Linked DNA regions of Homo sapiens: region 1 is linked to region 2. A link is an interaction called in ENCODE POLR2A ChIA-PET data of the cell type or tissue named here. Cell type or tissue: Panc1. All regions are shown on one strand. Region 1 has its middle 5.5 kb from the start of FAM186B. Region 2 overlaps PRPH (peripherin).

Region 1 (4,000 bases), 310 kb before region 2:
CAAAAGTCATTCAGGAGTAAGTTGTTTAATTTCTATGTAATTGTGTGGTTTTGAAGATCTTCTTGTTTTGATTTCTATTTTTATGCCACTGAGGTGTGAGAATATGGTTGGCATGATTTCGATTTTTTTGAATTTATAGAGACTTGCTTTATGGCCAAGCATGTGGTTGATCTTGGAGTGTGTACTGTGTTCAGATGAGAAGAATGTATATTCTGAGGTTGGTGGTTGGAGTATTCTGTAAATGTCTATTAGGTCCAATTGGTCAGGTGTCGAATTTAAGTCCTGAATTTCTTTGTTAGTATTTTGCCTTGTTGATCTGTCTAATGCTGTCATTGGGGTGTTAAAGTCTCCCAATATTATTATGTGGTTGTCTATGTCTTTTTGTAGGTCTAGAAGTACTTGTTTTATGAATCTAAGTGCTCCAATGTTGTGTGCATATATATATTTAGAATAGTTAAGTCTTCTTGTTGAATTGAATCCTTTATCTGAGAGGGATATCCAATCTTTTGGCTTCCCTGGGCCACACTGGAAGAAGAATTGTCTTGGCTCAAACATAAAATACACTAACACTAACAATAGCTAATGAACTAAAAAAAAAAAACACACATAAAAAAACCTCATAATGTTTTAAGGCAGTTTATGAATTTGTGTTGGGCTGCATTCAAAGCTGTCCTGGGCCACATGCAGCCCATGGGTCACAGGTTGGACAAGCTTCCTTTATCATTATGTAATGCCATTCTTTGTCCCTTTAAAAAAAAAAAAAAAAAAACTTTGTTGGATTAAAGTCTGTTTTATCTAAGAATAGTGACCCTTGCTCTTTTTGAAGAAAGATCCATTTGTGTGATCTTTCTTCAACCCTTTATGTTAAGCCTGTTGGTATCATTATGTGTGAGATGGGCCTCTTGAAGACAGCAGACAGACAGGTCTTGTTTTTTCATCCAACTTGCAGCTCTGTGCCTTTTAAGTGGGCCGTTTAGACTGTTTACATTCAAGGTTAATATTGATATGTGAGATTTTGATCCTATCATGAAGTTACTAGCTGGTTGCTTTGTAGTTTCTATTATGCAGTTGCTTTATAGAATCTGTCAGCTATTCACCTAACTGTATTTTTGTGGTAGCAGGTATTGTTCTTTTATTTCCATGTTTAGAACTCCCTTAAGGATCTCTTGTAAGGCTAGTTTAGTGGTAACAAATTCCCTTAGCACGCTTGTCTGGAAAAGCTTTTATTTCTCCTTCAACTATGAAGTTTATTTATTTTATTTTATTTTATTTTATTTTTCAGATGGAGTTTCGCTCTTTCGTCATGCTGGAGTGCAGTGGCATGATCTCAGCTCACTGCCACCTCCGCCTCCCAGGTTCAAGCGATTCTCCTGCCTCAGCCTCCCAAGTAGCTGGGACTACAGGTGCATGCCACTGTGCTCAGCTAATTCTTGTATTTTTAGTAGAGACGGGGTTTCACTGTGTTAGCCAGGATGGTCTCGATCCCCTGACCTCGTGATCCACCCGCCTCGGCCTCCCAAAGTGCTGGGATTACAGGTGTGAGCCACTGCGCCCGGCCTACATTTTTATTTATTTATTTTTTTGAGACACAGTCTTGCTCTGTTGCCCAGGCTGAAGTGCAGCAGTGCAGTCTCAATTCACTGCAATCTCAGCCTCCTGGGTTCAAGCAATTCTAATGCCCCAGTCTCCTGAATAGCTGGGACTACAGGTGCATGCCACCACGCCTGGCTAATTTTTGTATTTGTATTTGTATTTTTTTATTTTGAAATGAAGTCTTGCTCAGTCGTCCAGGCTGGAGTGCAGTGGTGGGATCACAGCTCACTGCAACCTCTGCCTCCCAGGTTCAAGCAATTCTCCTGCCTCAGCCTCCTGAGTAGCTGGGATTACAGGCACCCACCACCATGCCTGTCTAATTTTTGTATTTTTAGTAGAGATGGGGTTTCACCATGTTGGCCAGGCTGGTCTTGAACTCCTGACTTCAGATGATCCACCTGCCTCAGCCTCCCAAAGTGCTAGGATTACAGGCATAAACCACTGTGCCTGGCCTAATTTTTTTTTTAGTAGAGACAACGTTTCACCATGTTGGTCAGGCTGGTCTCGAACTCCTGGCCTCAAGTGATTCGCCCGCCTTGGCCTCTCAAGTGCTGGGATTACAGGCATGAACCACTGTGCCTGGCCTTGTTCATTTTTAAAAATTACCTTTTTTATATATTTGTCTGACTAGGTTAGTTCAAAAGACCAAACTTCAAGCTCCAAAATTCTTTCTTCTCATGGTCCAGTCATTGATAAAGCTTTCAATTGTATTTTGAAATTCTTTAAGTGAGTTTTTCTTTTTTTTTTTTTTTTTGAGATGGAGTCTTGCTCTGTCGCCCAGGCTGGAGTGCAGTGGCGCAATCTTGGCTCACTGCAAGCTCTGCCTCCCGCGTTCACGCCACTCTCCTGCCTCAGCCTCCTGAGTAGCTGGGACTACAGGCGCCCACGACCGTGTCCGGCTAGTTTTTTGTATTTTTAGTAGAGACGGGGTTTCACCATGTTAGCCAGGATGGTCTCAGTCTCCTGACCTCATGATCCGCCCGCCTCGGCCTCCCAAAGTGCTGGGATTACAGGCGTGAGCCACCACGCCCAGCCTGTTTTTCAATTCCAGAAGCTCTGACTGATTTATTTTCAAGATGTTTATCTATTCCTTCATTTTGTGGATTGCTTTAGAAGTTTCTTTAGGTTGATGTTCAACCTTGTCTTGGATCTTGTTGAGTTTCCTAGCAATCCATGCTTTGAATTCTTTATCTGTCATTTCTGAGTTTCAATTTTGGTTAAGGACTAGACATCTAGTGCGATCCTTTGGTGGTGTCACTACATTCAGATTTTTCATGGTGCCAGAATTCTTGCTTTGGTTCTTTCTCATCTGGAGATGCTGGCAATTCTAATTTGTGTGTGGGGGGACAGAATTTTTTTCTTTTTATTTCTTTCCCTATAATATCGGTTTTTTTTTTTTTTCCACCTTCCCTTTCCCTCTCCCCTGCCTAGGGGGTAATGACTGTAGAGAATATTAGATTGGGTCTTTTGGCTTTGCTTCTATAGCCTTGTATACTATCAGCAGATTTTATATTGGGTTGTGTGGTTTGATGTACAGGCCAGTAGATGGCACTTATAAGTAAGAGCCAGCTGTGGCCAGCGTGGCTGGGTATATTCTTGATCCTTGTTTACTGGCAGAAGCTCTCTGTTGCCTCAGGCAATGGGCTGATCCATGGAATGCACAGTGGCTTGAGCTCCCTGCTCAGTCCCAGGAGGTAAGATGAGTGGGGCTGGACCAGAGCAGGCCTGTCTACAGGTCCCTCAATGGCAGGCACAGCACCAACACCAAGGGAGAATCCAGTGGGCTGCCACCCAGTGCCCAGAGGTGTTGCTAGTTGTTGAGTTGGGAAACCTCCTTGGCCCCAAGTTCTATGCACAAGGAACCAGGGTGGCCTAAACTCCTAATCCAGGAGAGTGCATGCTCCAGGTGTCTGAGTGTGGAATGCAGAGGGCACTGCTGCACCACAATCTCTACACAGGGAGGGTGGGGTGGCAGGCTGCTAATTCATGTGAACGGATGCTCCGACTGCCTAGAGATCTGTCTGGGCATGGGGTGGATAGGGTGCCTCTTCACCATGGTCTCTATACAGGAAGGGTGTGCCAACTCAGACTGCAAATGCAGGCAAGCAGGTGCTCCAAATTCCTGAAGATCTGCCTGGGTGTGGAGCAGAGTGAGCCCCACTTCACTAGAGTGTCTGCACAGGAAGGATAGGGCAGCTCAGGCTGCTGATCTGGGTGAGTGGGTGCTCCAAATGCCTGGAGATCTCCCTGAGTGTTGAGCTGAGAGGGCCCCACTGCACCATGATCTCAGGAGAACAGTCTAGCATACCAAGCAATAACTCACTCAGACCAGTCCACAGGTCACCAAGCTGACCCTGGTTGCATCTTGTTGCCTAGGAGAAACCACAGCTGTAGCAGTCCCTTTCCC
Region 2 (4,000 bases):
TAATTTTTTTATTTTTAGTAGAGACAGGGTTTCACCATGTTGGCCAGGCTCTTCTTGAACTCCTGACCTCAAGTGATCCACCCGCCTTGGCCTCCCAAAGTGCTGGGATTACAGGTGTGAGCCACCACGCCCGGCCATTTTTTTGTAGTTTTAGTAGAGACAAGGTTTCACCATGTTAGCCAGGATGGTCTTGATCTCCTGACCTCATGATCCACCTGCCTCGGCCTCTCAAAGTGCTGGGATTACAGGCGTGAGCCACCGCGCCCAGCCTATTAAAATTTTTTAAATAACAAAAGAAGTAGACTTCACAGAATTTGGGGTCAGGTGAAGAAAAGAAGGGTGCATAAGCTGAGGTGAATTCTAACTTGGGCACTAGGTGTCTTAGTGGTGCCTTCTTCTGGGGCAAGGAATCCAGAGGAAGAGCATGATTGCAGAGGGAGGTGAGGAGCTCTGTTTGGGACAGGTTGAGTTTGAGTGGCCTGTGAGGCACCCAGCAGGTGGCTGGGCATTCCAGGCTGCAGGTGAGGGACAAAAGCTGAAAAGGAATGGACAGAGGTAGAAAACCTAGAAGGGTATATTGATGCCAAGAGAGTGACAGCCAGAAAAGAAATGACTCGAGACAAAGGGAGAACACCGCCGAGGCTCCTCCCCTCAGGTACCGCACACACACTTCCACAGAAACAAATGCACTGGAGAGTTTTCTCTTGACAGCATTTTATTTGGTTCAAATGTGAAACTCAGACCCTGGCTCACCCACTTCTCATCGTGGCTGGAGTAGATTTGTCCTGAGGGGGGATCATTGGCTTCTTATCGGGACATGAAAAGGGAAGCACATAGGTCACATCAAGTGTCAGGGCAGGGAGAGGCCCAGCGACTGCTGGCCGGGTAGGGCTTGGCCATAAGCCAGGAAAGGGATGCCTGGTACCACCTTTTAGACACATGCAGAGGGAGAGGAGACAATTCAGGAGTGGTCTTAGGGTTTGGGCTTTGAGCAGGCCTAGGGCAGAGTCAAGGCTCCGGACCAAGGGGTTCAGTAACTGTGGGCAGAAGACTTGTCCAGCTCACTGCGCTGCTCCTTCTGGGACTCTGTCACCACCTGCTGGGGACAGGGCATATGATGGGCACAAGCCATTCAGCGCCACCCTCCATCCTACTCCTTTGGATCATAGAGCCCCACTCCCTGGGGTAACCAGCAGAGGCTCCTGGTTATCTATCCACGTTCTCTGTCTCCTTCTCTGTCTCTCCCCAAGAATTACCCACCCTAAGTAAGATTAGCGACAGCCAGGCTGGGGCTCAGAAATAATATGGGAAATGGTGGGGTCCTGGCATTAGGGGACCTGCCTCACCTCCCCATTCCGGGTCTCAATGGTCTTGATCAGAACCGTCTTCCGGCTGTGGCTGTCCTGGGGAGGCTCCACCTCAGGCACTGAAGAAAGCAGGATAAAGGGTTCAAGGGGGAAGGCGTGGGAATCTCTCCTCTTAGGCTCCCACTGCTATCCCTGAGGGCAGGGGAGGGGCGGGTTTGAGGAGTAGGGGTGGGTACAGGCCAGGACCCAGAAGTTCCGTGGGGAGAAGAGATCCCTGAGGTGAGCCAGAGCAAGAGCCCGAGGAGGGCAGAAGTGGACAAGGAGAGGTACAGGCTGTAAGCCAGACTCACCAGTCGTCTTTATATTTAAGGAGGCAAAAGAATGGACGGGCACGGAGATCCTAGAGGCGAAGCAAGTTGTCAGCGCCCCTGCCCAGGCCCCGCCCTGCCCGGCCCAGTCCCGACCCCGCCCTGCCCCGCCCCAGCAGCTCCACCCTCACCGGCTCTCCTCGCCCTCCAGCAGCTTGCGGTAGGTGGCGATCTCGATGTCCAGGGCCATCTTGACGTTGAGGAGCTCCTGGTACTCCCTCAGGTGCCGCGCCATCTCCTCTTTTAGCTGTCGCAGCTCCTCCTCGAGCCGCGCAGCGCCCGCCTGGTAGCCCCCCGCCTCCAGGGCGAACTGCTCCTCCAGCTCTCTCAACTGCCTGAGCAGCGCCTCGTTCTGGGGTAGGAGAGTGGAAGGGGCCAGTTGCAGAACATTTCATCGTCCGCTCCCCGGGCCCGAGCGCGCAGCTTCGTACTCACCGTGCCGCGCAGCCCGTCCACCTCGCACGTTAGACTCTGGATCTGGCGTCGGGACTCGTTCATCTCCTGCTTGGCCTGGCGCAGGGCCTCGTGGTTCCGGTTGGCAGCGTCGGACAGGTCCGCGTACTGAGAAGTGGGGGTAACCCAGGCTTTAGTCGGCTGGGACGCGCGACACCACCCCAGCGTCCCGCCTCGCAGGCCCTCCCGGCTCTTGCACCTTGGACTTGTACCACTCCTCCGCCTCCTGCAGGTTCTTCGCGGCGATGCTCTCGTACTGCGCGCGGATGTCCCTCAGCGCTGCCGTCAGCTCGGGCTTCACCGTGGCTTCCACCTCCACCTGCTGCACCTGCTGGCTCTCCACACTCACCTGCAGGTCTCGCAGCTCCTACGGCCGGGAGCAGGCAGAGGATGGACAGCGGCGCAAATTCCACGCGGGCCACGCAGTTCGTGCACAGAAAAGAGAAGAAACGCTTGAACGAACAGAAGTGGGCGCCAGGGAGGGCAGGGCGTACAGCCCTGCGCCCCCGCGGGCGCGAGACCAGAGGCCAGGTTTCGGAGGTACAGCCCCGCTGCCCGCCGCCAGGTGGCGCAAGGGTGGGAGTCTAACCACCTGTAGACTAGGGTGGAGGGGCTGCGTCTACCCAGCATCGTCCTGATCCCCAGGGCGATGCCTCCGCTCCACCCGCCAGCTCCAGCGAGACCACCCCACAACCTCAGAAACCGCCCCTGATACCGGGCCCACTTACCTCCTCGTGCAGCTTCTTGAGGAACTCAATCTCATCCATCAGAGACTCAATCTTGCGCTCTAGTTCCAGGCGGGACAGAGTGGCATCGTCCACGTCCTTCGAGGGGTGGCAGTGGAGGTTCAAGATAAGTTAGGGGCTGCGCAGACCAAGGAAGGACCAGGCCTTCCCTGTCTGCCTCAGGAGGCATCTGGGTTACCCCCTTCTCCCCGCGCCCACCGATGCCACCTCTGGATACTGAGATCGGGGGTAGCGGTGGGGAGGCTGAACTCGGAGAGGGGCTCGGACTCACCTTGCGGAAGAGCACGAGGTTGTGCTCCGCGTCCTCCCGCTTGCGCGTCTCCTCCTCCAACCTGACGGGAAGAGCGTGCAGAGGCTGAACTGCGGGGTCGCCGCCCAGCTCGCACCCCAGACCGCACGCCCCCCAGGATCCGGTTAGAGGCTGTTCTGCTGCCCAGGACTCTAAATGGAGGGCTGAGGCTGTCTAATGGAATTGCCCCGCATTGTCTCTAACGGACTGGGAGCTGAAAAGGGGGTTTCCTCATTACTCAGGGGAGGCACAGATACCCACTTCTCCCACCTCCCCAAACACTCAGAGCAAAGGGGTAGCGGGGGGCACTTGGAGCCCGTGGGCAGGGATGCTGCCCGCACACACCTGGGTTGGTAAGGGGAGCCACACCCTTGGGCTGCTGATGGAGAGGGGAAGCGAGGGGAGGCAAGAGCAGCCGCCTCGACGGCCGCTTCGACCTCGCCTCGACGGCAGCGGCCCAGCCCTGCCCCCTGACCTCTGCTTGAGCGCCGCCAGGTCCTCCGCCAGCCCGTCGCGCTCCACCTGCACCCGGTCACGCTCGCGGCCCAACAGCTCCAGCTCTCGCCGCAGCTCGCGCAGCTCCTGCTGGCACAGCTGGTCGGCGCGCGCCGGCTCCTGGCCCCGGGCTTGGCTCAGCTCCCCGCGCAGGGCCGCGTTCTGCTGCTCCAGAAAGCGTACCTTCTCGATGAAGTTGGCGAAGCGGTCGTTGAGCTCCTGCAGCTCCTGCTTCTCGTTGCTGCGCGTGGCCAGGAACTCCTGGTTGAGGGCCTCGGCCATGGAGAAGTCGAGGCGCTCCGAGGGCAGGCGCAGGAGGGCGCCCGCTCCCGCTCGGGGGCT

What was found. ChIA-PET counts read pairs that join two places held together with the same protein. Peaks named below come from ENCODE experiments on the same cell type or tissue, not always from the same donor. Only the 100,000 strongest peaks of a DNase experiment are listed, where the experiment ranks them.
Region 1: POLR2A ChIA-PET joins it to region 2 with 5 read pairs; 3 of 35 experiments call an interaction of 5 or more read pairs at or near these places.

The regions. Positions count from the first base shown.
Region 1 is chr12:49,609,137-49,613,136 of GRCh38, reverse strand. It overlaps a transcript of FAM186B not described here. Among named protein-coding and RNA genes, the nearest start is that of FAM186B, 5.5 kb to the right of the region's middle. In Panc1, no CTCF peak of the experiment used is centred here; no DNase peak of the experiment used is centred here.
Region 2 is chr12:49,295,384-49,299,383 of GRCh38, reverse strand. It overlaps PRPH (peripherin), which reads right to left. Exons shown (of 9, transcript NM_006262.4): 1 at 3,639-4,000; 2 at 3,146-3,206; 3 at 2,857-2,952; 4 at 2,328-2,495; 5 at 2,111-2,236; 6 at 1,807-2,027; 7 at 1,658-1,707; 8 at 1,347-1,426; 9 at 698-1,096. The coding sequence ends at 1,031. TROAP-AS1 (TROAP and PRPH antisense RNA 1) reads left to right here. Exons shown (of 8, transcript NR_120449.1): 5 at 1,678-2,668; 6 at 2,800-4,000. Among named protein-coding and RNA genes, the nearest start is that of PRPH, 2.2 kb to the right of the region's middle. RefSeq lists a silencer at 1,684-1,978 and enhancers at 1,879-2,048, 1,788-2,332, 3,305-4,000. In Panc1, CTCF peaks have their summits at 1,091 (motif pointing left), 2,476 (motif pointing left) and 2,676 (motif pointing right); DNase peaks (open chromatin) are centred at 1,768 and 2,689; H3K4me3 peaks cover 1,703 bases.